2 separate regions of the Mus musculus genome follow, and region 2 is linked to region 1. The links are chromatin loops, found by intact Hi-C in ENCODE. Cell type or tissue: heart. All regions are shown on one strand.

The links. A loop is a pair of places that touch in the nucleus more often than their neighbours do. Peaks named below come from ENCODE experiments on the same cell type or tissue, not always from the same donor. Only the 100,000 strongest peaks of a DNase experiment are listed, where the experiment ranks them.
Region 2: a loop joins it to region 1, with 3.0 times the contacts of the local background. A loop is called at or near these places in 15 of 42 quality-filtered maps.

The regions. Positions count from the first base shown.
Region 1 is chr13:29,603,409-29,605,908 of GRCm38, reverse strand. All of the region lies in intron 9 of Cdkal1 (CDK5 regulatory subunit associated protein 1-like 1), which reads left to right. Among named protein-coding and RNA genes, the nearest start is that of Cdkal1, 250 kb to the left of the region's middle. In heart, a CTCF peak has its summit at 1,459 (motif pointing right); no DNase peak of the experiment used is centred here; H3K27ac peaks cover 1,151 bases.
Region 2 is chr13:29,834,035-29,836,534 of GRCm38, reverse strand. All of the region lies in intron 4 of Cdkal1 (CDK5 regulatory subunit associated protein 1-like 1), which reads left to right. Among named protein-coding and RNA genes, the nearest start is that of Cdkal1, 20 kb to the left of the region's middle. In heart, a CTCF peak has its summit at 1,139 (motif pointing right); no DNase peak of the experiment used is centred here; H3K27ac peaks cover 717 bases.

The sequences.
Region 1 (2,500 bases):
AAATTGATTTTTTGTTTGTTCTTTAAATCACAGGTCCCTAGCTTTAAAGAAAAATAAGAAAACTAAGTAATCTGTCTGTCTTTCTGTCTGTCTATCTGAGAGTTACTCTATTATAACGCCAAGCACTGTTCTGTTTGGTAACATTCATAATGGCCATCTCATAGGCACCCTATCAGATATGTACTGTAATTTACATGCTTTGCAAATGAGAAGCTGAATCAAAAACAGGTTCAATAACCTCAAATACACACAGCCAAGCAGTGGTAGACCAGAGCCCAGGATCTTAATTATCCTTTCTCCCAGTGACTGCAGAGTTAGTAGATCATGGCACAAGGGTTCTTTTGACCCCCGACATCCACCAGGGCCAGCATCCTAGTTGCTTCTGTGGATGTCTTTAAGGCATTCCTTTGTATAGTGTTGTGATTTTTCAACACTGTCTTCACTTCATTTATTTTTCTATATTCTTTGAATCTGAAGCTATGTTCATGGCCAGGCCTTTGTTGGTGTCTGGGAGGCCATGGTGAGGAATCCATGTGGTAGGAGGATTGTAGGGGTGGAGGTTGCTAAAGGGAGGCAGGGAAAGCAAAGAAGCCCAGTTTCTGTAAGTGATGAGGAATAGTATTGGCAGGTCCAGATTCTGTGTTGAAGGGGTCTGGGGTTGGCGGACTTGGATGAAAGGTCATGCTTTAGTGTTATGTATAATTGTATCTAGACTGGATTGAAGGGTGCTGGGCTTGGAGTAGAGGTTAATTACTGAGGCTAGAGGGAGTTTCCAGGTACATAACTAAAGCCCCTATAAACTAGCTTTGGGTGTCCCCAAGTAGTTAAAGATTTGGAATGACATACTAGGAAACAAAATTATATAGAGGAAAGGTATTTTCATTTTAATTTTGTTCTAGAGTGAGCTGCTTTGTTTCTTGATGAAACAGAACAAGGAAGTAGAAAGCAAGATTTGAATTATTGGAGAGCAACCTCTTAGTTGATGGGAGAATGATTTCAGAGGTGATGGAACACTCTGATAAGCTTAGCCAAGCTAGGGTCCAGGAACATGACCTATCTTGGTATGACAGGGAAAAGAGCTGAAGTGGCGGCAGAGATGGGGGTGGGGTGGGTGGTGGTTCGTGTAAAATATACCCTGAGAAATTGGGATGACAGTCTAAGACTTTGAAAATCAATGCTCCCTAGCTCTCTCAGTAAGTGGGAGATTCATGGAGAACCTTTCTGACCTCTTAATACTCTCTCTCTCTCTCTCTCTCTCTCTCTCTCTCTCTCTCTCTCTCTCTCTCTCTCGTGTGTGTGTGTGAGAGAGAGAGAGAGAGAGCGACACACACATTTGATTTAATAAAATTAAGTTCAAAAATTTCAGGAAAACTTTGAACCTGACCTAGTGTTTGACTTCCACATCTCAGTTTCACTGTTCCTAGGCAGTGGGGAGGGGTTAGGATCACCGAGTCCAGGAGAGGGCAGCAGCGCCGCATCAGCCTTTGAGTGTTGGCCACTCTTTCTCTGTGTACTTGGCTATTCAAAATTAAGCAAGTGATTTGGTATTTTGGTCGCCATTGCCTTAAGTGATGAAAAAGGGGAGGGGTCTCTAGAGATATTTAATAATCTTACAATTTATTAAACTCTTAGTCTCCCCGGAATGGCAGGGCTAGAGAACACAAAGGCAGCAACATGCCTTGTGAGAAAGGGTTCTGTTGCAAACGTTTAGGCCTAATTTTGTTCCAACTTTGCTTGTAATAAGACATTCAGAAAAGGCTCACCAGCTAAATAGCTTATAAAATACAAACTGTGGGAATAGAGGCCTAATTGGGCTTGTTGAAAGAATTTTTAACATATAAACATTAATTTTTTTATTGAGCATTGACCAAATTGAAAAAAGGCTAAACTTACTTGTTAAAATAATCTGACATCTTCACTGCAGATCCAAAATTTCTGAAAATGTAAATAAATTAAATGTAGGCTGTGTTCTACCATCTGTAATGAATTAGCATTCCGTTTTACCAGCTGCTGCTGCGGCTTGGGGCCGACTCGGGATCAGAACACACCGGTGGGCTGCTGCTAAATTTAAGAACCTGGGGTTTAAAACTGGCAGAGCTAGACTGGCGATTGGAAAAGTCTCTGCCATTATGAGTAGCAGATCTTTCCACTTGGGACAGGAAATATGTGTCTACTTTTTGTACAGATGTTGTCAGACAAATGAGGAGGCCAAGTCTCTGTTTCTTACTACCAACATGGCAGGCAGATGGCTCTGGGGGCCACTGCTACCTGAGGGTAGAGTTGCCCTGGAAGGGAAAAGCAAACAGAAAGCTGTAGCAGTCGTTTCTTAGACTAAAAAAAAATGTTTTATGTGTGTGCCCATGTACGGCATGTGTGCCTGTTGTCCTCCAAGGTCACAAGAAGTCATTGGATCCCCTGAAACTGCAGTCATGGTTGTGGGAATGGAACCTCAGTCTTCTGCAACTGCACTTAGCACCTAACTGCTGAGTTGTCCAGCCCA
Region 2 (2,500 bases), 230 kb before region 1:
TGAAGAACTATTGGCTGATGGTAATTTGAGTAAAATTGACAATGAGTAATTCAAGGGCACGGGCAGACCACTGTCATATCTTCTGCTTTCCACGTGAGAGCTGAATTGTTAGCAGACAGAAATGAAGGCCTGAACTCTGAGGGTGTCCTAGAGAAATATGTTGTGATTTCATAAAACTTTGTGAAATTATTGAAAAAGAGTGAAGGTGGTGTACAGACCTCATCAGTTTAAGGCACAGATCCTCGAGTGGGTGAGCTTGAAGCTTACCCGTCACAGCTCACTGTAGCCTCTTGTGACTTAGGCCAGGTGTGAGGCAGGTGCAGGCTGCAGTGATGAAGGCTGAGATCCCCTCCGCAATAAGGAAAAAGCTTTTTGCAGTTTTCAGTGATGAACCCCCCCATTGTCACATACATAAATATTGTTTTGAATACATGCTTTAATATTTTTGAAATGTAAATACCTTTATGAATGCAGTTAATGTTTATATAGTCATGTAATAATTTAATTAATAATAAAAACATTTTTTTGGCACATGTATGATAAAAACATTGTAAAAGGAATAAAATTATTTTTTCAAAATTGTGTATAGAAATGTGTGCATTACTTATAACAATTATGACTATATGGTTATATAATTGTAATGAATTAGTGTTGGAATTTGAAAACTAGTATTGTGACCCAGCAGTGACTGGCTCAGAGGTGTTTTAGAACTCAGTCAATAAAGCTTTCTCAGCTCTTTGAAGAGAGGGGTTCAACCCAGTGGAACTTCAGTAAACACAAACATGAGGTTCGACAATACATGTAAGAGTGTGTAGTTAAGGGGCTGGTGAGATGGCTCAGTGGGTAAGAGCACCCGACTGCTCTTCCGAAGGTCCAAAGTTCAAATCCCAGCAACCACATGGTGGCTCACAACTATCCGTAACGAGATCTGACTCCCTCTTCTGGAGTGTCTGAAGTCAGCTACAGTGTACTTACATATAACCAATAAATAAATCTAAAAAAAAAAAAAAAGAGTGTGTAGTTAATACATTGATTGAATGTAAGTTATGTAAGTTAAAGACTGATAGCTTGACTTGCCTCATCTGCTGTGCCTTCCTCGTATGCATTCAAGGTGTTTCTGGACGCCTTCGTGCAATTACAGAGCAACCCAAAAGATGGCACTATTGACCTGCGTTAGCATTTTCATTTGCTTTTTTTTTTTTTTTTTTTTTTGGATGGGAAAAAAAAGTGTTGGATGTCTTATCTGCAAATGTCTTAAATTGAGGTTATATTTTTTACATTTAATTTTCTGTTTTGTAAATGGATCCTTAATTCATGTAAGGCTTGCTGGGACCTGATTTCATTTTTATTTTGAAATGGTTTGGAAATTTGGTTATTTAACAATCATGTTGTAGATATAAACTATATAATCCAATATAATTAATGATAAAACCTTGTCTTAATGTGACAGCTAATGTTTCATAGGAGACATAGTTGCTGTTGTATAGCCAAAACCATTAATTTTTTGAAGTCTCTAAACCAGTCCAGTGATTAAAACATAGCAGGCATAAATAAACAATTTGTGTGGCTTTCAGGTCACACCACTCTGGCTTATCCATTTTGGAAAGTCATTTTATATTAACAGGACTTTTGAAAATTTAGTAAAACCTTTCACTGTTTCTGTGTCCTCTGGCTGTAATGTGATAGAAGGAGAATCTAGGGTCTATGAATAGCTTTTCTAGGTGAGAAATACAAAATTAGATAATGTGCCTCTGGCTTGATGGCAGGCTGCTTTCAACAGCAGCATGTGTTTGTATCCATCATCATGCAGTTGAACCCCTTCCGAAGTCATCTTGAAAAAAGATTTATTTTATATTTAATTGTGTGTAGGTGTATGCACATGTGAGTGTGTGTATCGTGTCAGTCTGTGCACAACATGTGTGCTGGTGACTGCAGATGTCAAAGGCATCAGATACCCTGGAGCTGGAGTTATGAACCTGCCTGATGTGAATGCTGGGACCCCAGCCCAGGTTCCCTGCAAGAGCAGTGTATGCTTTTAAATGCTGAGCCGTTTCGCCAGCCGCAGATACTCAAAGGTGACCCAAGTGTGATGGTACAAGTAGGACGGTCTTATGTCCAGTCAAAGGTATCTGTGGCTGTTTCCCGCTTGTACACTTGCCAGGGATTTTTACTGGAAGTAAGAAAGCACAGACTACTTATCCAGCTTTTTTGTGAGATGAGTGGCCCTTGTTTTGGGACCAAGGTCAGAAGTACAGGACCTTTCGGGTTGTCCTTTACTGCCCTTTATTGGAGTGGGGAAATTGTTTTGAATCTGCATCAATTTTATGTTTCAGCTTTTATGTATTTCTCCCCAAATTACTTTTTTACAAAAAGGTTAGTATGCCTTAAAAATGAAGATTTTTGCACCTTATTCCATTAGACCCCATTCTTACCTCCCTGACAGGACAGTCTCACTCACCACCTGTGTGTAGTTTCAGGAGTGACAACGCCTCTGCAGCGA